Linked DNA regions of Mus musculus: region 2 is linked to region 1. Evidence: chromatin loops called from intact Hi-C (ENCODE). Cell type or tissue: left cerebral cortex. All regions are shown on one strand. Each heading gives the region's core, and the rest is flanking DNA. Links, peaks and the distances in the headings are about the cores only. Region 1 has its middle 45 kb from the start of Gm7759. Region 2 holds the start of Ppp1r14bl (protein phosphatase 1, regulatory inhibitor subunit 14B like).

Region 1 (15,634 bases), core at 3,863-11,862:
TGCTGCATGTGTCCTTACAGCACCAGAAAAAGCCCAGCTTTTCTTTTCTTTACATGTAACAAATCCTTCTGTCTGACCCTGAAGCTGAATCAAGGCATTGGAAAAGCTAAATGGGCTGTCAAATCTGAAGAGTCATGTTTTAGGACAATGAATACCCAAGGATGCTTATAATCTACATTTTTCTCTTTACATTCATTCATTCTATAACAATTTTAATTTCTTGACTACAATTCCTGCAACTGAAATGTGGATCTCAGAAACTGGGGAAATATTCATAGGCAAAAGAGCAGAGATATACAAACAAAGTGCCTTTGTATTATTAGAGTGAACATAGATGATCTTGGTTTAATAACATGAAGATCTGGAAGATTTCTCTCCTTTGTAATTCTTTTAACCGGCTGAGAGTGCTTAGTGTAGAACAGATACCCAGGAGAGCTTTAACATTAGAAATCTAAACACACACACCCAATCCCACCCATCCACACACACACACACACACACACACACACACACAAATTCAACATTTATTGGCAAATCATAATTTCTGCTGCGATCCTGATACTGGAATCTGTTTTGTATAAAGATGTTCAAGGTATTCCCTCTTAGCCAATGACCTCAAAATCTATTAGGAATGGAAAAGCAAAACAAATAGAATAAATATGTATATTTGTAGCATATTAGTATGGGAACCTGCGGCACATAGGTTAATTTTTCTATTGCCTTTGATCCTTCTGAAATATTTTAAACTCAGTGTTGTTGAATGTAGTTGAATTACTTCCAAGCAAAATTGAGGCAAAAAAGTAATTTTTCAGAACTTATAACAAATTACTGTGAATGGTTAACACTTCAAAGATTTTAAGATTCTATCCAAGAAGAGTGCAACATTTCCTTATGTGTTCTCTTTATTAATGTTCTGCGACATTCACATGAATAGTTTCCAAAAGGCGTATTATTATTAAATGTGACCACATACAACTTTCTAAAAATGTTTGTATACTGCGGTGTTTCTTCATGTTTGCTGCTAACCACGCGTGAAGTAACAGGGTGATTCAAATATTGACTTAGCATGTATAAGAGTACTCATTAACTCATACAACCACACATAAATAAATAAATAAATAAATAAATAAATCACATTAAAATTTAGGAAAGTTATACTAGGGTGGGAGCCTAGGAAGTAGTAGATGGACTATCTTTCCTAAAGGAGCCTCTGGCATGAACTTTCCTAGACTGAATGTGCAGTAGGCATTTTGACAAGGATGCTTCAACAAGAGTTGATCTCTGCCTTATACTTAGTTCCTTTGTCTTCCTATTTGTGGTCACACAAATGTGTCACTGGGTTGATCTGATTATTGTCCATTCCCTGAAGACATCTGCTCTGCCACTATGCTAATATATTCATCATGTCCCTGGGGAGTCACAGGAGTCACATGACAATGGGACGTGGACAGTGGGTGACTATCATTGCTGACAATGGGCTTGGCCCAGTTTGGTTAAGCTAGTCCCATGGCCTCCCTTCCTAGGCACCAACTTTCCCATTGTCCTAAATGAGAAGGGTAACAGCTGGCCAATGTGAGGAAGCCAAAATCAGAGCTTTCTATAGGTGCCCTCTGAGGCAGAGTACGGCAAAAGCGTACGAGGGCAGAGAACCCGAGGAACCTCTGTTTCAGATACCATAGACAGATACATTGAGAAAGATGGAAATATAAAATTCTGAAGCTCAGTCTGAGTTATTACAGGGAAACAGAATTGGGACCCACATGAAGAAGACTTGGAGAACAAAATCCATAAAAACAGGACCATGCCAGTGACTGAAACAAAGACCTTTAGAGACACCCCAATAAAAGGGAGACATATTAAGCTAGTATAAAACTTCAGTCTGAAAGAGTATCAAGAATGAAGTGGTAGCAAGAACCCAGTTTCCAAGCAGCATCTGTGATACCAAACACGTGCAAAGCATTGCAACAACTAGAAACACATTGCTTCTTCTTTTCTATCAGAAAAAAAAAAGTTTTGCAAAAGTAAGGCGAGAGATCTTGCAAATTTTTCAGGCTCTAGTCACAAGACTCTCCCAAAATAAGAAATTTGTTTAGGTTTCCATTTGTTTTCACACTTTTCTAATTAAAAACCTGTCCATGTACTGAGACTAAACTTAGACAACAAACACTAATAGAGTAGCTTAGCATTTTAATTTTCAGTGTGAGGCCTGTAAATCTCAGTCTTGATAGGGGGGTGGGGGGTATTGGGATGCTTTATAGTGTATAACACCATCAGAACATTGTTCTGTCAGATATTAAGGAAAAGTAAAACAAAAAGTGACGCCGACACCAGATTGGTGTGCAGTCATAGGTTGCTGTTGCAAACCCTTTCACTCTCCTGTCTACAGAGACTCACAATCAAAAGGGCAGAGAACAAGGCATGCAACATGGAGGTTCAGCAACAAGGGCCATGAGGCACTTTATGAAAAAACGTGATGAGAACTTCACTTTGGCACATCCTCCCTCTACTGGGGTGAAAAACACTCTGACCACCCTTGCTTGGAGCTGAAATCAGGTGAAAGCTCTTGTACCTAAAGACACATACCTAACCTTAAAGAAATGTACATTTCCATAAAGCTATTCAACCAGTATGTCGACTGATAGGTATCAGATTTGCTTGGCTTTGTGTTTTAAATCTGAATTTATCTTTGAAGGTCATACATGAATATTGTAATTACATAATTTCTACCTTTCTTGAATTTTTCTGTTCTGTCCTACTTCCAAATTCATGATGTTTTATCTAATTATTTTACACACACACACACACACACACACACACACACTTAAATAGAGAAAGCCTACTGACCCCCCACTTACCATTACTCCTACTTTAGTACTAAGTGTTCGGTATTGGACAACCAATGGGGTCTTGTCTCAGAGGAAGACTGAATCTCCCTCTCTTGGCAGTTCTTAGTTGCTTATAGCTCTTCATCTACAACAGAGACCCCGTGAAATTTCTTCCATGTGTCTTGGGATGTCAACTGTTATTGGACATGATCAGGTCTTTCTTTAGGCAGCCATGTTTGAGATTTCATGGGTGTAGCTTCCTTGCCATAGCTAGAAGGAACAATAGTGTAGCATATGTCCTGTACCTTCAGATCTTACACATTTCCCCCTCCCCTTTCATAAAGTTGAGTGAGCCTTAAGCATAGAGGTTACGGTGTGTATGTAATTGGGGGCTTTAGGCACACAATTGTTCTTTGCATTTTGACCACCTCTGGCTTTCTAGAATATATCCATCTGATGATTAAAAAAATCTTCTTCGATGTGGGGTAAAAGTAAGAACAAGGATAAGTATTTAGACTGTGGTTATAAATTATAGTGGTTTGGGGAAATAACAGTAAGAGGTGTTCTTCTAGGTTGCAGGATTTCACCAGCTGTGGGTATAGGCACGAATCCCCACCTATTGTGGTGGTCATTTAGTCCAATTAGGTGGCTGTCAGTTACCCTGTAGAAGTAAGCACCAATATTGTACTTTTAGAGATATCTTGCTGTGCTGATCATTGCTGTGGTTCATAGATTTTTACAGCTGGGTTGGACTATTGATTGGTGCTCTCCACTGGCAGCTTGTGTCTCGTCTTCAGCTAGTCCTTTGAGTAGAATTTCCAAACAGTTCCAGCTTGATCCTCCTCAATGTGGTCACAGTGTATGCTTTCTTCAGAAATAGGATCACACCTTCAAGTTCTGGGAGGCAACCAAAGACAGTGGCATTAACCTATATAATTATGAGTTCCTGTTTAACCCAACCAAACAATAGCTCAAATAAAAAAACTTCCATGCCTGGCACTGGGGTATTTGTAAGATAGTCTTTGGCTCATTTATGTCATATATATATACATGCAAACACATTTACTTATATACACACATTTATACATACATATATATCATATCAGTGAATTATTTGGATAACTGGATATGGATAATTTGGAGTGTTTAAATCTATAGTTACCACATAAAATGTTCCTTAAAGATTTTTTTTAGTACGTGTTAGTATAGTATAGTTAGCAGCATGTTTCATATCCACCCCTTTCTCATAGAATTTGTTGTTATTAGGAAATTAACACAGACAGAAATTATTTTTATTATACACAGTTGAGTAAATGTCGATGAGACTGTGAGATGTTTTGTCACCTTGGAATCTTCAAAGGATCTTTGGTTATTCTAGAATGCTTATCATAATCAAAGCCAATGTAGCCAGAGGCAGCCCGTCAAGGGGAGCAAGCTCAGCCTACGAACCACCATCACACCTCCTCACACCACTCTGACGTTCATTTCCATCCCTTCATTTCCTTCCAGGCTATGTGTGGAGGATGCCCTTCTCTGCTAAGTATGTCTCTGGAGATGCCATACTTTCTCTCCCCCTCATCTCTGATGTCATCCCCAGTGGCTCTAGGGAGTGAGGGAGGAAAATGACTCATCCACCATGCTCCTGAATGGGAACCAAAGTCACAAAAGCCATAGAGATGGTGGCAGCAAAAAGTGCAAGGAGAGTGGAGGAGAAGTGTTAAGAAGGAAGTATTTGCATGTGTTGCCAGATCTCATCCTCTCGGTCCTCATGTCGTTGGACGATGGTGCAATGGAATGAGCAGACATACTTGCTTTGGAGTCAGCTCTGGCTGAGACATCTGACAGAATTCTAAAGCATCAATGAGCCTCTTTGGTTTGGGTTTAGGATTTCTTTCTTTCTTTTTTCTTTTTCTTTTTTAATATAGTGTATCAAGCGGAAAAAAATACCAGAGACTCACATCCAGATAAGATAAGCTTATGCGGAAATTAAAGAATTTCACACGAGGCATCTCCTCGGAGAGTTAGTTGCTTGCTTAGACATACACAGGGCATGCCTCTCTACTGGGCAGGTCTACTGAGAGTAACACAGGGTCGTTTTGATTTGAATTTTTCCTGGCGGTCCTGTGAAGGCTTGATGCCCCAGTATAGGGGAAGGTGAGTGTAGGGAGGTGGGGGCGGGTGGGTGGGTGAGGAGCACCTTCATAGAAGCAGGTTAAGGGGGAGTTGGGTAGTGGGTTTGCAGAGGGGAAACTGGAAAAGTTACATTTGAAATGTAAACAAACAAGATAGTCAATTTAAAAGAGAGAGAGAGTAACACAAAAGCAAACAGGAGAGTCACTAAAGAAAGGAGTATCGGAGCAAAAAGGAAGGAGACAGCACAAAGTGCTCAGCAAATGTCCTGCCTTCCTTAGGGTGGCTGTCCGTACTTAACTCCGAGGTGAACAATGGATTTCTGAGATCAGAACATTCTAGACATGAAACAGGAATTACTTACTTATGCCCCTCGCCCACCCACTCTCCCCAAGTACATATCCTCTGGTTTTCATTTTTGTAGACATACAGGTCATTGACTTCCTGGCAGCAGATCGCTAAGACTTTCTTATTATTACCTATAATCTAATTGCTATGAGTACCACTAAACACGAAGTTAATGATGTTCACGCAACCCAGTACAGCTATAGAAAACAGCTTCACTGGACTGCTGAAAAGAAACCCATCTGCTTGAAAATCCATTCTAGCATAATAAGTAAAAAAACTTGGAAAATGTCACTACCTCTGTCTTTGATGGTGAATCCCCTCTACAAAAGGCTAACTTCATTCATCACTGCTTTCAAGTTCACAAGTGCCTTTTCCCAATCTTGTTTCTACCTTGCTGCATCCACATGTACTAATAATGAGGTGGGAAAATCTTCTATCTTCAGGTAGGTTGGAATGTCAAATGATTGGAAGACACATAGCTTTCGATACTGAGCAATAATATGCTTGTGTGTGTGTGCAGGTGTGCTTGTATGTGTGAGCGTGTGTGTGTGTGTGTGCATATGTGTGTGTTTGTGTGTGTGCATGTATGTGTTTGTGTGTGTGCATGTGTGTGCATTTGTGTGCATGTATGTCTATGCGTGTATGTCTGTGTATGTGTGTGTGTGTGTGTGTGTGTGTGTGTGTGTGTGTGTGTGTACATATGTGTTGCTAATAAGCCCAAATAAAGTAGAGTCCTATATTCTAAACTATAGGGTATTCTATAAGAATGGAAAGTTTGAATTATAGCTTAACTAGTAAGTATCTAAATTTCTATAGACTTAATGTTTATTCCTCTTTAAAATCTTCATGGTAATATCTGGTCCCAAAGTAAAGGTGGAGGTGTGATAAAGCCTTCCCCTGCAACAGTTTAGTGCTTTACAAAAATGACCTACATTCCTCCTGCCATGTGAGGCAGAGAGAGAAGATTGTCTATGAGCAGCAAGACATGTCATCTGCTAACACAGTATCAGACTCCTTACCCTCTAGATATTAGAAATAAATTTCCGTTCCTTATAAATGAAAGCTTATGATGTTCAGTGACAGTAGTATAAACTGGTTGAAAAAGAAAACGCTTGCCTAATTATCCTGTAGAATAAATCTCTGCATAATCACTGTATTAATTAGGGTTTCTATTGCTGTGATGAAACACCACAACCAAAAGCAACTTTGGGTGGGGGGGTTCATTTCACTGATATGTCTAGGTAACAGTCCCTCACTAGAGAAGTCAGGGCAGGAACCCAAGCATAGCAAAATTGTGAAGATTGGAGCTAAAACTGAGGCCCCAGAGGACTGCTATTTGCTCTCTTACTCCTCCTAAGGCATGGTTTGAGCAGTCTGTTTTAACATAGCACCTGGGACCACCAACCCAAAGGTGGCACCATACACAGTATGTGTTCTTCCACATCGATCAGTAAGTAAGAAAATGCCCTACAGACTTGCCTGCCTACGCCTGATCTTGTGGAGGTAATTTCTCAGTTGGGGTTCCCTCTGGTCAGAGGACTCTAGCTTGTGTCAAGTTGACATAAACCTAGCCAGCATAACCACCATAATGGGAACACCATGGAGTCTTCTTGTACAGTTGGCAACACCTCTCACAATATTTCCTCAGTGTTCTCTGCAACTTTCAACAACAGCACCCCTTTGAATTATGGAAAGGATAGAAAGGGAGAGGGAAACTTTGGGTCTCACTTAAGTGACTGGAGTCCGCCTCATCCTCTGTGATTCACCCAGATCTGAAGCAATGGGATGATACTGTGTGTCTGCACACTTCGAGTTGTGACGTGCTATTATCTCCCTGCTTATGTAATCGTAAAAGCCCAGATGAAGCCTCACCTCCTCCTCCCCAGATTCTTCCCTGCATGGCCCATTTGGACGTGACAGGGCCCTTCCCTCACATCCTGTAGCATATGTGCCAATATCCTAATTTAGGTATAATTTCTCTATCATAAAACTTTCTCAAATTATCTCTCTGCCCTCTTAACTACACAGAACTAAGCTGCGTGTAACAATCAAATCCAGGTCTCTCATGCAGTACTGCAAACATTAGGAGCTAGGCAATTCTTTACTGTAGGAGCCTGTTGTCCATAGTGCAGGATGCTTAAGGGATTCTTGATGTCTGCTCTCTAGATGCCCATAACACCCTCAGATGTGGCAAAACAAACAACCAAAAGAATCAAACCAAAAAACCCAAACAAGCAAACAACAACAAAATAATTTCCATAATTGCCAAATGTCTCCTGGTAGTTAACACAGCTCTTAGCTAAGAACCACGGATCTACCTTGATATTGAAATATTTCTTAATATCAGTGATTTAAAGATGAATTTATCTGTGACAGCTGGTTTTATCAATTATGTTTCCACACTAAAATAGTGCAAACTGGTTGGCCACACACCTTTTCAGGTGACTGTGACTGTGAGGGCCTTGGGAAAAACACCCCAGCTCAAATCCCTGGGAAACATTCCGGTTCTTTCTTCAGCTCTTCTAAAGTAGTAAAGAAGGGAAACCAACCAGGGTAAGGATGACAAATGTCCTCTGACAATCTACAGTGCAGATATAAAGATTCTGGGGATGACTAATCAGATGAAGCAGTTGGTGGAGGCTGGAGAGGTGGCTCAGCAGTGCTACTGCTCTTACACAGGATATGAGTTCAAATTCCATCAACATAGGTACAAATTCTCATATTCTCATTCTCTCTCTCTCTCTCTCTCTCTCTCTCTCTCTCTCACACACACACACACACACATTAAGCATAAATAAATATTTGTTTTAAAGAACAGTTGTTGACAGCAGCTTCTTCAGAGTGTTGTCACAGCTGGCCCCCAGATTCTGCTCTGCCATTCCTCTGACCTCTGCCTCTGCAGCTATCTTATAGTTACTGCTTCACTCCAGTGTCAAACTCACCCCACACAGAGAACAGGCTTGGACTCCATCATCAATGATGAAATACCACACCGTGAGATGACTTTACCTGTGGTTGGTTTCTGAGCTCAGTCCTTCTCTTATATATTCTAGAACTGAATACTGGTGAAAACCCCAGTACTGGCATAAATGGTGTATCACCCACTAGTGACCTGGATAATGATGGAGGTCCAGGAAATCTGTTGGGCCCTTTGTGAGGGATACATGACCCTGCTTCAGCACTAAGGTCAGAGTCAGCAAGTTATTAGCTTTATCTCACTCTGGAGCTCCAGGCTCCCTGAGCCCCAGGAATGTTTCCACATTCTATTCATAGTGCCCTTCTGTCTGGACACTGCAAACTAACTACATCCCACCAGTTCATCCCTATTCTTAAACACCACAAGAAAGTAGGTCGGCTTGCTGTGGTGTTTCAATTGTAAAGCAGCCTCTAAGACTTTGTAAAGAAGACAAAATGCTTCTTGGGAGGGTAATTATTTCCTAAAGAAGGTACAAGCTCTGCCTTTACCAACCAAATCATTCCATGAACACAAAATTTAAATAGCCATTTGATCTTATTTGCTGAAATTAAGAGGGGGTGATGCTTATCCTTTCTTATTGGATATTTTATTTATTTACATTTCAAATGTTATCCCCCTTCCTGGTAACCCTTCCGGAGCCATCTTATCCCACTTGTCTCCTACCCCTGCTTCTATGAGGGTGCTTACTCAGCTATTAAAAATAATGACTTCACTTAGGCAAATGTATGGAAATAGAAACTATCACACATGGTATGTTGCAGAAAATATTTAAAAAGGCAAGTTCCCACAATACATCCTGCTACTCTCAGCCCTGGTTTTCTGGCCAGTTCTTATCTCATGGAGACCCTCTGACTCAGAGCTCCAAAATCTCTCCACCCAGCTTGCTAGGTTCCCACTAGTGGGTCATTACCATGCCAGCCCCATGCTTCAGAAACCCCCATGGCCTTTGTGGTGCACATCTGGCAATCCCATGCTTTGCCCCTGTACCTTTCTCTCTGGAACCCAGTCGAACTGCCTCATGAAGGAAAGTACCACACAAACTTAGTTCACAAACAATGGTAACTCAATTGCTGGGCACAAGAAGTAGAATTCTAATCTTGCAAGCCATTTTAATTCTAAATCCTCTGTTGGCGAATCCTGGTAGATTCAGCATTTAAACCAGGAAACACTAGTAGTTACATCTTGCCCTCTCACTATTCCCATCCAAAAAGGCCCTAACTCTCTCCTGCTTCCTCTCTTCCCCAGTCCAACCGGGAAGCCCCGCCTACTCACCCAGTGATTGATTCCGGAGTCACCTGAGTATTTGACTCATTCCTCCTTCCAAACAACCCCTCCTGGGAAATCAGAATTAACATAAAAATTCAACAGCACCAGGGCAATCCACAACAATGTATGCACTCACTGATAAGAGGATATTAGCCCAAAATACCCAAGATACAATTCACAGACCATATGAAGAAGCTCAAGAAGAATGAAGACCAAAGTGTGGATGTTTCAGTCCATCTTAGAAGGAGGAGCAAAATACTCAAGGCAGGGAGAGGGTGAGAGGGACTTGGGAGGAATATAGGAGGGGAGGAAAGGGGGGAGGATCAGGTATGTGAGGAGACAGGGATGATGTACAGAGGATCAGGAATTTGAACAGAGGTGTGTAGCAATGGGGGATGGGGAACTGGAGGTAGCCACCAGCAAGTCCCAGATGCCAGGAAAGCAAGAGGATCCCAGGACCCAACTGGAATGAGATTAGCTGAAATGCCCCACAAAGGGGAGGGAGAAGCTGTCAAGATCATATCCAGAAGTAGGCAAGGCCCCCGGTTGGGGGATGGGGTCACCCACTCATCTCCAAATTTTTGTTCCAGAATTGCTCCTGTCTAAAGGAAATATGGAGACAAAACGTGGAGCAGAGAGTGAAGGAAAGTCGATGCTTATCTTAATCACCACTTTAAGGTAGGCTGGAAAAGGCCAGGACCTTACATGTGATATTTTTCCATATGTCTTTTTTCTCTTGTCTTTCCTTTTTGAGATTATAATATAATTGCATCCTTTCTCCCCCTCCTGCCTCCAAACCTTTCCTATACACTTCACATCTTTTGTACAGAGAATATCTTATGTCTGCATGAATGTGGCACCTGTCAATAATAAATCTGATGGCCTATGACTTAGGCAGAAAGTAGAAGGTAGAACATCCAGGAGGCATAAAGAGTTCTTCATGAAGCAAGGCACAGGAGATTCACCCAGGAAGATGTGACAAGACAGACACATGGTACCTGAGCACAGGTAACCAGCCATGTGGCAGAATGCAGATTAGAACAAATGTGTTAATATAAGTTACTATCTAATCAGAGAAGAGTCTACCTGTATGGCTGAGATATTTGTAAATATATTTTGAGTATAAGTCTTATTTCTTGAAGTATGGGCTAGGAGGCAAAGTCAGACCAAACTTCTACATCTCTTTCACATTCATGGCCTCATTTTTAAAATCAACTATTATGTGCACATAAATGTGTATGTATATACATATGCATTCTCCTAAGCTTAGTCTGTGTAATGTTACTTGTATGTTTTCAGGGATGGCCATTTGATGTTGGATAACCAGTTGGTGTGCTCCTTCCTGGGGAAGAGTACTTCTATCTCTGTCGGCATTTCGTATTTTTCTGTAATTCTTTGTGTATGATTTAGGCCTCACTGCCTTTCCTCTGTCATTTTGGGTCATCTATTGTTCTCACCCTTGTTCAGCTCATGTTTAGTCATGTTGGTGAGACTTTATGGATGTAGTTTCTGATTTTACTAGAAAACACAGTCTCGCAGGAAATTCCCAGATCTTCTGACTCATACAATCTTCCACCTGGGTAGAATGTGTATTTCTTGGATTGTGGGTAGAATATCTGTAGGTACCTCTTAAGTCCTATTGATGCATGATGTCAAGTAATGCTAATGTTTCTCTTTATTTTTTCTCCAAATGACCTGTGTATTGAAGAATGAGTTATGGAAAACACTTCCTATTGATGGATGAGGCTATGCTGTATCTTTAATTCAGTAGTAGTTTTTTTTAATTAAATTGGTTCCCCCAGAATTTGGTGCACATATATTTATAAGGCCTTCTTTGTTAACTGTTCACTTGATTCAAAAGAAGTATCCCTCTCTTCTGATTAGTTTAGATTTGGAGTCTACATTGTCAGATATTAGGATAGCAGCACCTTCCTGCTTCCTAATCTCATTTGATCGGAGTTCTCTGGTCCGACCTTTTTTTTTTTTTTTTCCATTTTTTATTAGGTATTTAGCTCATTTACATTTCCAATGCTATACCAAAAGTCCCCCATATCCACCCACCCCCACTCCCCTGCCCACCCACTCCCCCTTTTTGGCCCTGGTATTCCCCTGTACTGGGGCATATAAAGTTTGCAAGTCCAATGGGCCTCTCTTTCCAGTGATGGCCGACTAGGCCATCTTTTGATACATATGCAGCTAGAGTCAAGAGCTCCGGGGTATTGGTTAGTTCATAATGTTGTTCCACCTATAGGGTTGCAGATCCCTTTAGCTCCTTGGCTACTTTCTCTAGCTCCTCCATTGGGAGCCCTATGATCCATCCATTAGCTGACTGTGAGCATCCACTTCTGTGTTTGCTGGGCCCCGGCATAGTCTCACAAGAGACAGCTACATCTGCGTCCTTTCAATAAAATCTTGCTAGTGTATGCAATGGTGTCAGCGTTTGGATGCTGATTATGGGGTGGATCCCTGGCTATGGCAGTCTCTACATGGTCCATCCTTTCATCTCAGCTCCAAACTCCGTCTCTGTAACTCCTTCCATGGGTGTTTTGTTCCCAAATCTAAGGAGGGGCATAGTGTCCACACTTCAGTCTTCATTCTCCTTGAGTTTCATGTGTTTTACTTTAAGATGAAACCTAACTTTAAAACTGAGAAGCATTTCTTATAGACAACAAATAGATGGATTTTTGCTTCTTGATTCATTCAGTCAGCTGAGTCTTATGATTGGAGAATTGGGGTCATTAATATTTTAGGAAAGTTTTTTTTTCTATGTTTTTAAAGATCTGGTCTATGTTATTGACTTTAGATTCTTCTTCATTTATGCTTATAATTTGAAGGTTTCTTTGGGTTTTCAGAGGTTGTTTTTAACAATAACCCATATTCTGTGTGCTCCCCCAATCTCTCTCTTTCTCTCTCTCCCTCCCTCCTTCCCTCCCTCTCTCTCGGTCTGCCTGTCTCCGTGTGTGTGTGTGTGTGTGTGTGTGTGTGTGTGTGTGTGTGTGTTTAATTTTTAATATTCCAAGCTTATTTGGTCTGCATTCTCTGTGCTGATATTTTTCTTTGAATTTCCTAATTGAGTTACTGGGTTTTTCAATTCCATCTTCATTTCACCCTAAGTTTTTTCCAATGTTTCTGTCTCCTAACTGAATTCTATCTCAAGTCCTGGACTGTCCTTGTTATCTTATTGGTCACATGCCTGTGTTCTTATGGCCATCACTCAGGCATTTATTCTCTTTAAGTTCTCTTTAAGTTCTCTCTTTAAGTTCCTCTCCTTAAATTCATTGAGGTTTTTCTTTGTGTCTTCTTTAAACTCTTTTAATTCTTTGATTGAGTTTATGATTGCTCTTATAAATTCTGTATCCTGTCATTCATCTTGGTAAAACTCATTGGCAAACATTTGTACTGGAAGAAGAGAAGATAATGGCTTGATCTTTCATAGTGCTCACATTTGTGCAATGAGATCAGCGCAGGTGAACTTGCTTTGTTAGTTCTAAGTCGTATATTGTCAGGGAAGAGGAAGAAGCACCTGCTCCAGCAGACCCCCTCTAGAGGCTAGAAATGGTTTGGATGAAAAGAAGTCAGGAGGGGATTGAGCTATTGCACAGGATGTGATTCCTGGTCCAAGCCTGGAAAGTGGGCTTAGATCTGGCTGAATGGGATCTTTAGATGTCCTGTGGGCCCATGAGTTGGGAGATAGATAGGGAGGGTCCTGATAGAAGCCAGGGATCCATCCCATAATTAACCTCCAAATGATGACACCATTGCATACACTAGCAAGTGTTTGTTGCAAGTACTGTGATATAGCTGTCTCTTGTGAGACTAGGCCGGGGCCTAGCAAACACAGAAGTGGATGCTCACAGTCAACTATTGGATGGATCACAGGGCCCCCAATGGAGGAGCTAGAGAAAGTATCCAAGGAGCTAAAGAGATCTGCAACCCTATAGGTGGAACAACATTGTGAACTAACCAGTACCCCGGAGCTCTTGACTCTAGCTGCATATGTATCAAAAGATGGCCTAGTCGGCTATCACTGGAAAGAGAGGCCCATTGGACATGCAAATTTTATACGCCCCAGTACAGGGGAACTCCAGGGCCAAAAAAAATGGGAATGGGTGGGTAGGGGAATGGGGGGGGGAGGGTGTGGGAGACTTTTGGGATAGCATTGGAAATGTAATTGAGGGAAATATGTAATAAAAAAAAAAAAGAAGAAGCCAGTTCAAGGCTAGCTGGGGCATGAGACACTGTTTAAAACAAGCAATAGGAAACAAAAAAAGAATGCCTGAATATGTAAATAAAATTGCATTTAAAAATCTATCACCTCCCTTTTGTTAATTTGTCTTCTGTTTTGTTAATTTGCCTCAGCCTTGCTCCTACTCTTCACTGGCGCTCATTGCTCCTAAATGTCATCAGTCAAAAGAAAAGACAAGGTTTTGAGCCAATCCACTCACAGTGATTGTCCTTCTGTGCATCTCCCCTGTGCTAATAGAAGCAATGTAGCTGCCTGAGAGACCGGGACCTTCAAGTTAATATCCACCCCCAAGTTCATCTCAGATAGCAGAAAGAAACCCCAGAGTTTAGACTATTATGATCAGTCAGGCTTGCAGGGAAGAAAGGGAGCCTTTTGTTTACTCCATAAGTATCTTATTGGTACTACAGAGCAATTGTGATAAAAACTGCATGGTACTGGTATAGAGACAGACAAGTAGACCAATGGAATAGAATTGAAGACCCAGAAATGAACCCACACACCTATGGTCACTTGATCTTCGACAAGGGAGCTAAAACCATCCAGTGGAAGAAAGACAGCATTTTCAACAATTGGTGCTGGCACAACTGGTGGTTATCATGTAGAAGAATGCGAATCAATCCATACTTATCTCCTTGTACTAAGGTCAAATCTAAGTGGATCAAGGAACTTCACATAAAACCAGAGACACTGAAACTTAAAGAGGAGAAAGTGGGGGAAAGCTTTGAAGATATGGGCACAGGGGAAAAATTCCTGAACAGAACAGCAATGGCTTGTGCTGTAAGATCGAGAATTGACAAATGGGACCTAATGAAACTCCAAAGTTTCTGCAAGGCAAAAGACACTGTCAATAAGACACAAAGACCACCAACAGATTGGGAAAGGATCTTTACCTATCCTAAATCAGATAGGGGACTAATATCCAACATATATAAAGAACTCAAGAAGGTGGACTTCAGAAAATCGAATAACCCCATTAAAAAATGGGGCTCAGAACTGAACAAAGAATTCTCACCTGAGGAATACCGAATGGCAGAGAAGCACCTGAAAAAATGTTCAACATCCTTAATCATCAGGGAAATGCAAATCAAAACAACCCTGAGATTCCACCTCACACCAGTCAGAATGGCGAAGATCAAAAATTCAGGTGACAGCAGATGCTGGCGTGGATGTGGAGAAAGAGGAACACTCCTCCATTGTTGGTGGGATTGCAGGCTTGTACAACCACTCTGGAAATCCGTCTGGCGGTTCCTCAGAAAATTGGACATAGTACTACCGGAGGATCCAGCAATACCTCTTCTGGGCATATATCCAGAAGATGCCCCAACTGGTAAGAAGGACACATGCTCCACTATGTTCATAGCAGCCTTATTTATAATAGCCAGAAGCTGGAAAGAACCCAGATGCCCCTCAACAGAGGAATGGATACAGAAAATGTGGTACATCTACACAATGGAGTACTACTCAGCTATTAAAAAGAATGAATTTATGAAATTCCTATGCAAATGGATGGACCTGGAGGGCATCATCCTGAGTGAGGTAACACATTCACAAAGGAACTCACACAATATGTACTCACTGATAAGTGGATATTAGCCCCAAACCTAGGATTCCCAAGATATAAGATACAATTTGCTAAACACATGAAACTCAAGAAGAATGAAGACTGAAGTGTGGACACTATGCCCCTCCTTAGAATTGGGAACAAAACACCCATGGAAGGAGTTACAGAGACAAAGTTTGGAGCTGAGATGAAAGGATGGACCATGTAGAGACTGCCATATCCAGGGATCCACCCCATAATCAGCATCCAAACGCTGACACCATTGCATACACTAGCAAGAT
Region 2 (15,634 bases), core at 2,451-10,450, 160 kb after region 1:
AGAAAGGGGGAACTAAAATAGAATACTTAAAGAGGGAAATGGGTGAGAAGAGTAAAAGAGAGAATACATGGAGGAATAAATAACATGAACAACTACTTGAGGCGAAGGCTAATACTATAGAAGCTTCTTTAAAATATATGGAAATGTAATTGAGGAAAATATGTAATAAAAATATTTTAAAAAATAACTACATATACAAGGGTGTTTGGAAATAATAAAAATAATATAAATTTAAAAAAATAAAATAAAATATATACATATAGAAATTCCAATGTAGTAACCAAATAATAGGGGAGAGACTGCTCCCAACCAGACATCTTTTTCCACCAAGTAAAGCCTCCAGTACCAGGAATGGGCTACATCCACTGAATCTCCAACCAAAGAAGCCCCATGCTCAGCTATTGCCTAGGCTATTGATTGCTCTCAACTACCTGATGGTAAGGTTGTACTGCTGAAGACAGCACTCAGTTAAGTCACTGAACCCAGAGAATTATAGCTGGTGCCTAAGTAGACGCTTACTGACTAGGATCCATGCCTGATGCTGGAAAGTATAGTTCATGCTACTGGAGGACAGAGGTAGTCACCAATATCACCCATCTACAAACATTGCTGTGTGCAACAGCTACACACTTGCAAGATACACTGTTGCAATAGTAACACAAATGTTATGGGCATAAACAACACTTCTTAATTGGCTGTAAGTCCCAATTGATGACATGGAACTCATGTCTGACACTGCTGAACCTGTGTCTAGATAGGACATGCACCTAGGGGAAAACCTAATTCTATTATTTTGCTCAAGAGACATCTGATCAAATGACTACTAATGACACTCTACTAAGCCTGTAGATCAGTGTCTCTCTCACTCAGCCGTCGTCAGAGAAGCTTCTTGTGGTAAGAAGGAATTAACAGAGAGACAGAGACCCACAACTGGGAAATATGCAGTGTAAGACTTTGGTACACTCAGCCCTAAATGAGATATCTTCACACCCTTCCCCTCAAGGCTTAGGAAATCTATGAGGAAGAGGAGACAGAAAGACTGGTAAATCCCAGAGGTGGTAAATGACTCCAAGGAAACAGTTTCTTCCTGATACAACAGAGCTGATGCATATATCAAATCCTGGAGGCAACGGCAGCACAAACCTGCACAGGTTCAAGTCAGAGCAGAGAGGGGGAAATGGACACGAGCGCCCACCCCTAAGCAAGAACATATCTGCAACTGGCACCAGCTGGCAGAGAAAAGATCAGTTTTCTCCAATAAAGTCACACTGCGTATATCAAACACTCTCTGGGGCTGGCCCCATGCCCTCGAATAATTGGCCCATACAAAATGAACAGTGCTATTTCTGTGAACTTTTTTTTTATAGTGTGCTTTGTTTTGGTATTGGTCTTGGGGGAGAGGGTATTTGTTCTTTTTTATTATTTGTTTTGAGTTTCAAGTATGCATTTTTACTTTTTCGTGTATGTGTTTCTTGTGTTTTTCTGTTCATTTTCATGTTTTTAGAAAGAGAGAAAGGGAGGGAGAGAACAAACAAAAAATTGGCCAGGTATGGCAGTAGGGAGAATGTGGAAGAAGCTGGGAGGGGGAGATGGTCAAAATGTTTTGTATAAATTTATTTTCAATAAAATGACAGAATAAAATAGGATAAATACAGGTAAACTTTGGGCAAATAAAGGAAACAAACAAATAGTTAATAAGCATGTGAAAATATTCAATATTATCAATAGTAAGAAGATGAAACATGAGGCTCACAGGGAGATACTAGTCTACCCATGGGGTGACTGTAATAAAATGTATGTACAGGGTGGATACTAAAAATGATAGAGTGAGACTGGGATGCTCGTGCAGTGCTTGTAAGGTTGTAAAATTATTCAACTACTGTAGAGACATTATTTCACCTTCTTGAAATAATTACAGTAAGTTTATTATGAGTCCCAGTAGTTCTACTCCAAAAAGTTTACCTAGTCAAAGGAGCTAAAAACCACATCTGCACTATTGGGTGTTGGTTGCTTACAGGACTATGATTAAAATGGGTCATCTATGAGAAAAAAATCCCAATATTCATGCAATGGCAAATGTATCTGACAGATATAAACCTCCATCCCATAGCTACTGCTTAGAAATGAAAAGAAATGAAGAAGGAAATGTACAATAGTGCAGAGATTCTGATGATACTACACTGTGGCCAGACACTAAAGGTTACAGGGTATTTGGGGGCAGGCAAGAATAGGAGGCAGTTTGTTGCCCTCATTTGCTTTTGGGTTATGTGATTTCCTCTTATAAAAATGCACTTGGCAGTCTATCTCCAGCACCTACATGTGCACATATACCTCTCTCCAAACAATGTCTCTAGCAAACTCAGAACCCCTTTGTGCCCTATCTGCATTGGGGTACACATATTCTAATCTCAGAACAATAATATACTTCATTGCCTGTGGTAATAATCAAATTGAGACATTTCCTATTAATGTTATTCCCAATGTACCTGGGTATCCAACCTGAATTGCCTTTGTGTACATTTAGTATGAAGGAGAAATTGGAGAAATTGGTAAATAAGGAGAATCTCATATTTACCACCTTATGTCTGTGTGTAACTAGGCGTTGTTATGGGAAGAGATATGCACAACAGGCAAAGGAATGTACAACCTAATTCATCAGGGAAATAAGAACCACTCAAAATATGGCCCCTGGGGAACCAACTCCTCCTCCTTCTGAACCCCCCAAAAGGGAGCCATGAACCATCATCAGGGCTCTTGACTATTCTCTGATGGGCCACTGTCAATCTAGACAATGTAACCCTCTTTAATTTGTACTGTAACTTTACTACAATATGGCCGTGTTGCTCTTTTGCAATTCTAAGGGAAACACCTGGCCCAGACTCTGGTGACCAGTAATGGTTTTGATCCATGTGAACAATATTCCAATAGCAGTAACATAAAAGCCACAAGGAGTTCCTTGGGAGTGAAAGCTGGAAGATGGAACTTAAAAGCAAATGTGTTTGAGGAGTATTGCTGTATTGTAGACACTTTTCCTGTAGCTGTAACAAAACATGTGGTTAAAGAACTCAAGAAAGAGAGGTTTGTTTGAGGTCACAGTTTAAGGGATCAATTGACAATATGAAAATCATGTCTTCAAGAACAAAAGACATTGGCCGCTTTGGTCCTCAACTGAGATACTTGCTTTCTCTGGATTCAGGGTGGGTCTTACCTGTTCTGATAAACATGACAATCTCCCAAGCACACTGAGAGCTGGGTGTCCTCCAGCTGATTCTAAATCCAGTCAACAACCCTTGGTGAGGTAGGGTGTTCTAAAACTGGATTTGTTTGACAAATGCAGAATTATGTAAATTTACCAAAGCTATATAACTTTCGTTTACAAAGTGGAAATTTTTATTACACATAACTTGTAATTTGATCTACTACTCTTAAAAACATATACAACTATGTTCTTTTCCCCTCTAGTTATACAAAAAACAAAAAAACAAAAAACAAACAAACAACAAAGAGAACTTAGGAGTCTATATTTGATCACTTTTTCTCAAGTATAAACAACCCAAAATTTGGAGAGGTTTTTAAATGATTGTTTTTTTCTAGAATATAAAACTATAAGTAAGCAAAATAGAACTGTGAGGCAGATTGCTATCTTCAGCAATTTTACATCACTATGTATCTGTTAAATTATTCAGAGATCTATCACAATCCTATAATGTGGATAGAGACAACAGTCTTGGTTCATTTTAAAATGTGAAAAATATTAAATGAATATTAAATTAAAGGCTTTATCAAAACTCTTAAGACCTCAAATTAGAAGATAAAAATGATTTTCCAGGTCTTGTCTACTCATTGATATTTAAATTCTTCTCTACAACTCTCCTTAAACCCTTTCAAATCTGTCCAGGAAGAACATCCCAGATAACTCGGTATCCCCAAGAGGGAACACTTGTTTACTTTTGCAGAGCACAAACAACTAGAAAGACAAAACAGGGATTCTCTACCTGATGCAGGTGGCACGAGGCATACACCATATCCAGAACTTTTGGATTCAACCATATCACAAGCTTCCAATACCACCACACAAATACTATATATAAACCGATAGCCTAGATCTCAGATACCCAGCTTCTCGTGAAGTATAAATTCTGTGAAAGGGGAAAGAACTGGTCTTCCCTCATTGACTATTGTACTCATCAATGTGCCCAAGAGTTTAATGACAATCTAAATTCATTATGCAAAACTAGATAAGCACACATAAATCATCGGCCAGTTTTCCACCACCTGTATTCCATAACCATGTTCATTGTATGCTGTTCGTTTGAAGAAGACAGAATCCTTTCTTGTCTTTTGTGACATCTAATAAAATTGTGGTGTGATATTTGGTTTTAATGTCAACCTGCCATAAATTAGATTCACCATAGCTGGGAGCCTCAGCCAAAAACTTGGCCTGATTATCTTAATTGATGTGGAAGACCCAATGCTCTGCCGATGGCGGATTTCTTACCCTTTGCTTGTTTGGATTTCTCTCTTATCACCAGGTTGATGTACTCTGTTGCTGCCGAGGCTGTTGCTGCTTTCTCCCTGATACCAGAACCCGTCTTTCCAAGCTTCTATCACTGGCTAAGGACCAGAAGCTTCCCCCAAAACTTCTAACACTGGGGGCAAGACTGGGACAGCTCAAGATCCAGCCTCTTGTACTAAGCGACTACCAGTTTCTCAGCCTCCCAGATGTGATACAACTGTTGTTACTAATTCACAGTAAGCTGACTTAATAAATTCTTTTAGAATATGTACATTCAACCTATTAGTTTTGTTCTTAGAGAACCTGATGTGGTAGCTTGGATGAAAACAGCACCCACAGGCTCATGGGGAGTGTCACTATTGGGAAGTGTGCCCTTATTGGAGTAGGTATGGCCATGTTGTAGGAAGTGTGTCACTGGGGCATGAGGCTATGCTTTCCTCCATGATGACATTGGACCAAACCTCTGAATTGTAAACCAACCCCAGTTGAACGTTTTCCTTTATAGAGTAGCCATGGTCATAGTGCCTCATCACAACAATAAAACCCTAAGACAGCTGGCTAAAATGTTTGTGACAGGGTATGTGTTACAGGAGGTAAATCAGAAACCAGAGATGAATGTAATGATTGGCAGCAATTTCAATGTCATGAATATACATGAGCCTAATACTTGGAACATCGCCTTAAGAAAATCCTGTCTACAGGCAAGTATTGCATTTTAGTATTAGAAATAAACTTTGTGATACTTTTATTGGTTTGCTTAAACATCTACATTGTTAGATACTGGAGAGACAGCTCAGCAGATAGGAGACAGTACTCATTTGCAGAGTGTCTGAGTTTGTTTCTCAGTACTCACATCAATGTCCTCTTCTGGTCTCTCTAGACACCAGGCATACACATGGTGCACATACATATATGCAGGCAAACACTCACACATGCAATTAAAATAAATATTTTCAAAATAGTGTGGGTAACTTTTTAAAATTACTATTACTGATTAGTATATATTATTGTGTCTACTATCAGAGATCTGATGCAAGAAGATCAATACCCAGTAAAGAACACACATGCATATTATCAAAAATTTAGCAGACACTGTACAGCCTAGAAATTGATCTTTGTTACATAGATCCTAAGTTCGGAAGCTGTTATTACATGATTGGGTACCTTAGACGAGTTAAGCCTTCTGTGTGTGTGTGTGTGTGTGTGTGTGTGTGTGTGTGTATGTATTTTAAATAGCAGTTTAAATTCTTGTATTTTAGCCTTTTTTCAAGCTGTAGTTGTACCAGGCAAACAAGCATGGAGTCATTACTCAATGTGCGATAGCATTTGTAAACAGCAATGAGGTGGAAAACTAATTAAATGTGGCTGGAAATTATAAATTAGTTAACGTTACCTCCAAGTTCTCTTGGTGAGTGGTTGAGGTGGGGTAAGCATGGAGAATCTTTAGGGAAAGACTTTTGCCTTTTGTAGAAAATGTGCCTAGGCCTCAAATTGGCAATAAAACAGTGTTTCAGGAACTTGGGCCAAAGCTCTCCTCTTGTTTCTTGGCAAATGTGCATTTGGCTGGTTTCAGAGAGTCTGCACCATTCCTATGTGATGTGTAGAAATTAAATCTGAAACGTTTATCACGTGTATTTATTTGTTAGTGTATGTATGTATAATGTAGGAGGTGGCGAGAGTACAACATATATATGTGGAGGTCAGAGAACAACTTTGGGGAATCTGTTCTCTCCCTCCTCCTTTAGGTGGCTTTTGGGGGTTGAATTCAGGTCTCCCAACTTGCATAACAACCGTTTTTACCTCCTGAGCTACCTCACTAGCCCGGGTTTCAGTTCTTGTTTGGGGAAAACATACTGTATGGGGAAAAGACCTGAGCCAACCTTTTTTATGATTCTATTCTGTTAAAGTATGCTGCAGTTAACTATAACCACTTTCTTTTTTTTTTTTTAAATTTGGAAGGAGTTTTTCACACATGTCCCACAAGGAAAATCCATTTTGAGCTTATGTTGTAACAGATTGTGTAATCCCTGCATCTAAAACACGCCGCAGTCTGCCTACATTTAGGAGGCAAGTATCCATATCCAACCAGCAGTCTTGCTGCAGATTTTACATGGGAATTAGCTCTCATTTCCATCCTTCATCATCCCCCCACTTCCTCAACCCCATTCCAAATTTTTCTTTCCAGAAACTAAGTTTGACCAATTCTTCCACTCCCCACCAACCATATGGCCAAAATCTAATCTGTTTTAACCTAAACCCTGAGCCAATGACACAGAATCTATCACTATAGGTTAGGCTATAGCATCCTGCTTTCTGTCTTTAGAAAAGTGTTCAAGTTAAGGGAAAATAAAGTGAGAGTTGAACTAGGAATTTGGCAACCAAGAAGATTTGACATCCAAATATTTCAAAATATTTTTGCTTGCAGTAGAAATATGCTTTTTCTCTTCAACCTTATCATCACCCCGTTCTTTGATGCCAAACAAGTGATGGAGAAAGAGAGAGAGAGAGAGAGAGAGAGAGAGAGAGAGAGAGAGAGAGAGAGAGAGAGAGAGAGAGAGAGAGAGAAACAGACAGACAGACAGGCAGGCAGGCAGACAGAGACAGACAAAGACAGAGAGTTAAAAGAAACAGCCTTTTCCTACAGGAGGGCAACTGTTTCCTAGGCTAGACATGAGAATAATGAATCTCTAAGCTTTGCCTCTCAAAAGTTCATATGGTGTGAGCTTCAGGGCAGTTAAGGGAAATTTTGGAAGTGGTAGAGGGAAGAAGACATGTCTCTCACTACTTGCCTGATATTTTCGCAACTTTGTGAAAATCCAGCTTCCTTCAAACGGCAAGAAAGACCATCCTGTATGATGTTTTCATTCTGTATAATCCTTTACATTCCCTGCCTCATGAATTCACATCACTGGATTCTATGTCCACATGTCTGCTATGAAGAGACACCATGACCAAGACAACTCTTATAAGGACAACATTCAACTGGGGCTGGCTTACTGGTTCTGAGGTTCAGTCCATTATCATCAAGGCAGGAGCATGCTTACCATGTTGTGTTCAGGCAGGCATGGTGTGAAAGGAGCTGAGCGTTCTGTATCTTGATCTGACTGCAGCCAGGAGAAACTGACTCTTCCTCATGGGGCAGAGCTTCAAAGCCCACCCCCACAGTGATGTGCTTCCTCCAACATGGCTACACCTACTCCAAAAGGCCATACCTCGTAATGATGCCAATTCCCTTGGGCCAAGCATGTTCAAACCACCACACCACACTATACATTGAATAGCTGGAATGATTTTCTATGCCTGTAAACTGCTTGTCCAGGCCTGTTCCTGACCAGATCTTACACAGCAGGTGCTCAGGCTGGAGGGAGGGATTGGTGCCAATGGAAGACAGAATGTGCACTTATCATGAAACTTAACAGGTGTTGGAGCCTCATTTGAAATGAGTGGAAGATGGATTTCAAAAGCTGTCAACACAAGGCCCAATAATCACCTCAAATTACAAACATTTAGAGAGCTCTCTGTCAGCTGAGATGCTCAGATGTCTCCTGAGTGCCTTTTAGGCCCCACTTAATGACAAAGCAAACATCTCTATATATTCCTTTGCTCCAACAAAAAGTGTATAGGGGATGAGACCAGAATGGGGATTGGAAGTTGATAGTGAATATCTTGAAGGGTATGGTAGTTCTGGATGGAGTTTTTCTTTACCTTTTGGTGTCTAGAGAAAAATAAAAGAGAGGCTCTATTTCTCTGCTTCCAAAGTCAAGGCTCCAGATCTGAACACCAATGAATGTAATTATCTATTAGAACAATACCAAGTATTTAATATCATGGATCTTGTTTAACATGTTTCGGCTTATTAATTTTATTTTTAAACAACTGTAAATGTACATTTTTATTACTATCTTCCTTGTCCCCATTCAGTGAAGAAAATGAGCCAAAAGTAACATATTTGTAAGAAAGAGGCAGGGGGGAAACAGAGAAGAAATGGAATCGTAGCTAGCTCTTGGTGTGCTGGAGGTAACTTCTCACTGTATGAGTTGCTTTTATTGTTGCCATTTAACAGGAGCAAAACAGAGGCTTGAAACGGTTATGTGACTTGTCTGGACTTGCTGAGCTAGTGATGAGAACGGAATTCAAACCCAAAGATTTAGGATACCAATTCCCGTGTCTCCATAGCAAGAGGGAAAACAGCTTCAATGTCTTTAAAAGCTCCAGGCTGTGCTGAAACGTTGGTACATTACTAACTCCAGCAAGCCTGGGACGATATCCTGGCTTGAGCACAGGTCCTTGCTGTGGATTGGGAAATGATGGGCCAAGCCTCAAAGCCAGCTGGAGATTACTAGCCAGGCACTGAACTAGGCGAGGCTGCCTGGTGGAAGTTAGGCCTAGCAGGAAGTGCCTTGGAAAAGCTCCGGGTCCTGGAAGGGTCGATTTCTTGGTTCTCCATCCTCTGAGGTGGGAAGGGGTATGACTTGAACTCCCCCTTCAGAGAAAAGAAGGGGTGACAGCAGCCCCAAGTCCTTCGTTCTACGTCCTCCCTCTTCTGCGTGTGTACTTTCTCCCCTGGTCGCATGTCACTAGGCTTTGCTCCCTGAAGACAAGAGTATAACTGTCCTTCAGCATTTTCTACCATCGCGCCATAGACTCATTTTACAAATCTACTCAATTGATAGATCAACCAAACAAATGAAATTAGCATTTTTACGGGTATGATTCGCTTGTTGACAGTCATACTTTTAAAATGTATTACTCCTTAATCCCTAGAGAAATTGGAGGAGGCTTCACTTAGAAAAAGGACCGCACATTGCTGATGATGTCCAACTCAGCAGTTTCAGGTGATGTGACTCACAGAGATCAGGGGAAAAGTATGTTAATTACCAAAGTTACAATTCTCTACTTACGGTCCTAGTATAGTTCTTCGTTTTTAAAGTCCCATCAGTTTAATAACAATTATTTTTAAAAGTAAAATTAAAAAGCCAAAATGGAAAACTGAGGGCGGGGAAGTGGCCCCTAGGCAGGGACAAGAGGATCCCTGCTCATGGCACCAGGCTTGGCTGCAGGGTCTCCCAGTATCGCTATTGCTAGGAGACTGGGGGACAGCGATTGTCCTGCGGGAGCCACGGTCATCCGAGTCAGTACCTTTTTAGTTCTTCAGGGGTATGGTCAGCTTCTGCATGCCCCGGATCCTGTCTAGCAGGTCATTGATGAAGGCCTCAGTGGGTTTGTAACAGTCAACTAACAGCTCCTTGACTCTAGCAGCCCGGGTATCGTCGCTTTCCATGTCTAAGAGTTCGTCCACATCGATCTCGAGCTCTGGGATTTCCTCTTCCTTGCAGTCGTAGAGACCAGTGAGCTGTTCTAAGATCCAGTCGTCCAGGTTGAGGCGCTTCCGTAGCTCCTTGCGGTCGTACTTGACGATGATCTTATCTGGCCTATGTGGCCGTCTCACCTGGTCATCTTTATCCGGGTTGTTCCCGGGGCCAGGGGTTTCGCCTGGGGTCCCAGGGGGACTCTCGAAGTAGACTCGGGGCCCTGTGTTGGCACTGCCTGGCTCGGGGCCTGGATCAGTCAAAGCTGGCCCCCCCGAGGGGCCGCTGTCCGCCATGGCGGCCGCTGGGGCCACGTATGAGCCTGCGCAGCTGCCTCCTGGACCCCACCCCCACTCCTCCTCCCCGGCTGACCACTGGCTCAGGTTGGCTCGTGGCTTCAAGCTCTGGCCCTGGGGAGCAGCTGCCCTAGTGTGGTTCATGATGTTCCCTACTAGGGGGATTGCCAAATGAATACCATAAACGAAGTATAAATGCTATACTGCGTGCAGTTGTTCTTGTTCAACATTATCATCATCATCAACAGTAAGTTATACAAGCTGATAGCAAAAACAGGATGCCATGAGTGTATTCAAAGATCCAGCAAAGACTTTTAAGAATTTAAAAGCATCAAAAACTAAAGGTCAATTTGAAAAAGAGTTTGAGGAGGTAGATAGGTAGGCCCTGGACATCCTATAACTTTCTCAAAAAGTTATGAATGTTAGAGAGTATTAACAGTAGACAAAGAATTGCTGCAGGTTTGAAATAGAAAACTATCAAGAACCCCAATCAGCCTGGATACCTGTGATGGCAAGTCTTGGATTCTGATCAAAAACAGAGAGCACTTCCGTGTTGCTCCTGCATCTGACGCTGCCCACCATGTGGAGTAGGTGGATCAGGTTGCACCCTCAGCCACGGCAGAATTGCTGGGCTGCTGAGTGCTAACATAAAATGGACGTGATTGTACTAGGAACTCTAGGAGGTCCAACACTCTTCTGTCATTCCTATACCTCCCCGAAGCTCATCTCTCACAGTAGTTCTCAGATAGTTTCTGTGTCACACAGTTCTGGTACCCCACAGGCCTGGCCACCATCTCTTCTTTTCTCACGGGCTCATAAAAACCAAGTTCCCTACCTCCTGGAAATCCAGCTTTCCAGATGGCAAAATCCCACACAGAAGGGCTGCAAACAGAACAAGTAACTGTATTATTTAGCAGAATCTCCAGGCCCCATTGTGCTTTTAGAAGCTCCTTACCCAGAAATGTCCTTAGAGCTTTTTCAATACATGTTTGGGCCAGAAATAAAAGAAAACATATTTTGCTGTGTGATTGGGAAGGTCAGCGACCTTGGTCCTATTTCCTTAGACCTGCCTTCCCCTCTCTACTCTCTCAATGTGGACATTAGGAGAATAAATTCTACTTTCCTTGCACAAGGCCTGAAACTCTTTCAGACTCTTGAACATCTTCTCGTGTGATGGACCCCCAACCTGGTCCTCTACTGTGCAGAGACTGATTGGCTGATTAGAATTTCCATGCTGTAACTCTGCAGGTACAAAGGCTAGATACTTTATCTTGGGCTATCTCTAGCCTTCTGGAACAGCTAGTTGTTGCCTACCTCTGTGTTGGAATTAACATCGTGTGACTCATAGATAAAACCATTTAGAACTTTATTAACTTTTTATGCTACTGGCATCCACCAATCTAAAAGCTAAAGATGTCATAAGATAACATCTTAGGCCTATAGGAAATCTTTCTCAACATCCAAACTGAAGAGACAGTCATTGTACAGCCTGGTTACTTCAGTTATCAATAATGGACTGTACACTTGAAAGTCACTGAGAGGACCTACACATGTTCTCAACGTGAGTAAGCATGGAAGTGAGTGCCTGTCAGCTCGCTTGACATTTTATGATGCATATATATTTTTAAAAAATGTTGTGGGTCTGCAACCCTATAGGTGGAACAACAATATGAACTAACCAGTACCTCCCGGAGCTTGTGTCTCTAGCTGCATATGTATCAGAAGATGGCATAGTTAGCCATCAGTGGAAAGAGAGGCCCATTGTTCATGCAAACTTTATATGCCCCAGTACAGGGGAACGCCAGGGCCAAGAAGTGGGAGTGGGGGTAGGGGATTGGGGGGAGGGCTTGGGGGACTTTTGGGGTAGCATTGGAAATGTAAATGAAGAAAATACCTAATTAAAATAAAAAGACAAGATATTTATATTAAAAAAAATGTTGTATCCAATAGCATTGGAAATGTAATTGAGGAAAATACGTAATTAAAAAAAAAAGAGTAATCAGTAAAAAAAAAAAAGAAAAAAATGTTGTATCCAATAAAGATGTGTAATTTTGTATGTCAAGCATGCAGGTGAAGCATATATGAGGCTCTGTGATTGAAATGATTTGAAATACATGGATAGTTAGAATGCTCTCTGCAAATCCCTGAATGGTTTATTTATAACCTATCTTGTACAGTGAGTGGGAAGGGAAAGGAGGAGTAGAAGGAGAGAGGGAGGGAGAGAGGAAGGGAGAGAGAGAGAGAGAGGGAGAGAGAGAGAGAGAGAGAGAGAGAGAGAGAGAGAGAGAGAGAGAGAGAGAGAGAGAGAGAGAGAGATACCTGATCTGAATTGGACTTGTGCTGACTCAGAGCTTCACATTGAACAATGAACAGAAAATGAAAGATAACCATGGAAGGTACATTATCCCTGCCTTCCCAGGCTGGAAGAAAACACCACATGAGACTCTATCTCCCAATGTACAAATTTTTAATACTAATTTTAAGACTTTTTTGTGTGTGGCACTGTGCACCAAAATAACGCTAATTAGTATAAAACCATCCAATTCTATTACAATGGGCACAGTACTTTCAAGTGCTAATAGGGGGTTTGGGAGCCATAAAAAGGAAAAGAAAAGAGGCCATCTCTTTCATGAATTGCTGTGTAGAGATGGCTGCTGCTGGCTCTTTCAGCTCCTTTGTAGGTAATTCAACTGATAAAGAATTAGGCTCTGGCACACACAAAAGAATATCGATGCTACCCAACCTTTATGTAATAGAACATTTAACACTAAAATAAGTTAAGCTGGGAAGGATGCTAGCAAAGCAAGTTACAGGTTTCTGGGAGGAAAAACTTAAGCCAACAGATGCCAATGTGACAGCTGTGAGAATGACCCCTGGGGCTCTTCTCTGCAGAGTCAGCAGGGAAGGACTCCTGCACACCTGAATGAGTCTTCCTTTGGATCAGGAAAGCCAAGGCTTCTACATTGAATCAGGGGTAGAAATTTAACTCCTCCTCAAGTGGACTCCTCTGCATGTGGATAGGAAGATCTCAAGACGATCCATAAGGTCGGGTTATCGGTGTGGCATTTTGGGATAACGGCAATCAGGTTCAAGTAGAATCTGGTCTCAACTCAGAGAATAATTGCTGTTATTTTGAGGCAATTTATTGTGTTGTCTTGGCTTCCCTTTATGGAAAACTGTAGAGACAAATGGAAGATTCCTCCAGGCCTGTCCATATGAAAAAAAGTCTGTCCTGGATCAAAAAAAAAAAAAAAAAGCCTAAGAAGATAAGGAGCCAAGTGGTAAGCCGAAGCTTTGCCGGGGGACAAAGCAAGGGTGGCACGTTTAAAGAGAGCCATTTTAGAGACCAGGAAGAGAATCAACAGGACACAAATAGGAAAAAGTTAAAGAGGTCAACATAAAAGCCATGCTTTCATCCTGTCAATGCAATGTATTCAGTAAGTGTTTGCTTCCTAGATCAGCTGCTTTGACACAGTAGGAGAAAAGCAGGCTGATCCCCGACTCACAACCTTTGAATCCTTGCAAAGCAGACACAGGAAAGGAAATGAGAAACAACATGAGCCACGGGAGATTAAGTTTTCCTGTTAGTTCGCTTTGCTTCTCATGTTTTCTGCAATGAACATGTGTTATATTTCTAATAAAAGTGTGTTTTAACATACAGATGTACATTTATCATGTTGGTTTTACACAACTGCCTTTCAAGAGAGATGGCTACAGCAGATGAACTGTCTGGAAGATCAGATGAAATGGTGTCTAAACACATAACTGTAGCGAATACACTTAAGAGAGACAGGCACGCACATGAGCACCACTTGCTAAAGGAATTTTTTTCTTTCTTTCTTTTCGGAGAAGCTTAAAACCTAAGTCTGCAGCCGGGCGTGGTGGCGCACGCCTTTAATCCCAGCACTCGGGAGGCAGAGGCAGGCGGATTTCTGATTTCGAGGCCACCCTGGTCTACAAAATGAGTTCCAGGACAGCCAGGACTACACAGAGAAACCCTGCCTCAACCACCCCCCACCAAAAAACAAAAACAAAACAAAAACCCCTAAGTCTGCTAAAGTCTCTGAATCTGAGGCCTTTCTACTTCCTGGCAGTATCTGCAGGTAATCCAGCTCAAAGATCAGGGCAAGAACTGTAATATCGTCAGTCATTTTGTGTTTGTTTTCCTGGTGTGAGATTACTTATTGCCTGTCTTTCATGGGTGTAGTTAATGTCCTTGGGTTGAAGTTTTCCTTCTAGCATTTTCTCTGGCACTGAATTTGAGGATAGATATTGCTTAAATTTGACTTTGTCATGAAATATCTTGTTTTTTCCATCTATGTTGATTGAAAGTTTTGCTGAGTATAGTACATACATGGTCTCTTAGACTGCAAAACATCTATCTAGGCCCTCAAGTTTTTAGATCTCTGATGAGAAATCAGGTGTAATTATAATAGGTTGACCTTTATATTTTACTTGGCCTTTTTCCATTGCAGATTTCAATATTCTTTCTTTGTTCCATGTATATATAGTGTTTTGATTATTATTGGGGGAGATTTCCTTCTGGTCCTATCTATTTTACATTCTGTGAGTTTCTTGTACCTTTATAGGTATGTACTCCATTTGGTTAGGGAAATTTTTCTTTATGATTTTGTTAAATATATCTTCTGAGTTCTTGAGCTGAAATTCTTCCTCTTCTATTGCTATTATTCTTAGATTTAATCTTTTCTTAGTGTCTCAAACTTCCTTGAGGTTTAGTGTTCAGGATTTTTTTACATGTAACATTTTCTTTGACTGATGAATCTATTTCTTCTATTATATCTTCAACTCTGAGATTGCTTCTTCCATCTGTGGGGAGCCGCCCTCACATTCGCTGTTGCAAGATGGCGCTGACATCCTGTGTTCTAAGTGGTAAACAAATAATCTGCGCATGTGCCAAGGGTAGTTCTCCACTCCATGTGCTCTGCCTTCCCCGTGACGACAACTCGGCCGATGGGCTGCAGCCAATCAGGGAGTGACACGTCCTAGGTGGAGGATAATTCTCCTTAAAAGGGACCGGGTTTCGCCATTCTCTCTCTTGCGCTCTTGCGCTCTTGCGCTCTTGCGCTCTGGCTCCTAAAGATGTAAGCAATAGAGCTCTTGCTCTCTTGCACTCTTGCTCCTAAAGATGTAAGCAATAAAGCTTTTGCCGCAGAAGATTCCGGTTTGTTGTGTTCTTCCTGGCCGGTCGCGAGAACGCGTGTAAGATCCATCTCTTGTAGTCTGTTGGTGATGCTTGCATATATGGTTACTGTTTCCTTACCTAGATTTCCCATCTCCAGTATTCCTTCAGGTTGTATTTTGTTTATTGTCGCTATTTCCATTGTCAGGTCTTGAATAGTTTCCTTCAACTATTCGTTTTTTTCTTGGCTTTCTTGGCATTCTTTAAGGAACTTATTGATTTCCTCCAACTTTTATTTCTTTTCCTTGATTTCTTTAAAGTACTTTTTCATTTCTCTTTAAAGACCTCTGTCAGATTCATAAGGCTGGTCTTT

What was found. A loop is a pair of places that touch in the nucleus more often than their neighbours do. Peaks named below come from ENCODE experiments on the same cell type or tissue, not always from the same donor. Only the 100,000 strongest peaks of a DNase experiment are listed, where the experiment ranks them.
Region 2: a loop joins it to region 1, with 9 times the contacts of the local background. A loop is called at or near these places in 2 of 42 quality-filtered maps.

The regions. Positions count from the first base shown.
Region 1 is chr1:22,935,603-22,951,236 of GRCm38, forward strand. No RefSeq gene overlaps it. Among named protein-coding and RNA genes, the nearest start is that of Gm7759, 45 kb to the left of the region's middle. In left cerebral cortex, for the core only: no CTCF peak of the experiment used is centred there; DNase peaks (open chromatin) are centred at 4,427, 7,192, 7,882, 8,564 and 1 more place; H3K27ac peaks cover 1,284 bases.
Region 2 is chr1:23,092,111-23,107,744 of GRCm38, forward strand. It overlaps Ppp1r14bl (protein phosphatase 1, regulatory inhibitor subunit 14B like), which reads right to left and starts at 10,143. Exons shown (of 1, transcript NM_025746.2): 1 at 8,363-10,143. The coding sequence starts at 10,121. The coding sequence ends at 9,660. In left cerebral cortex, for the core only: a CTCF peak has its summit at 6,603; DNase peaks (open chromatin) are centred at 6,087 and 6,530; H3K27ac peaks cover 920 bases.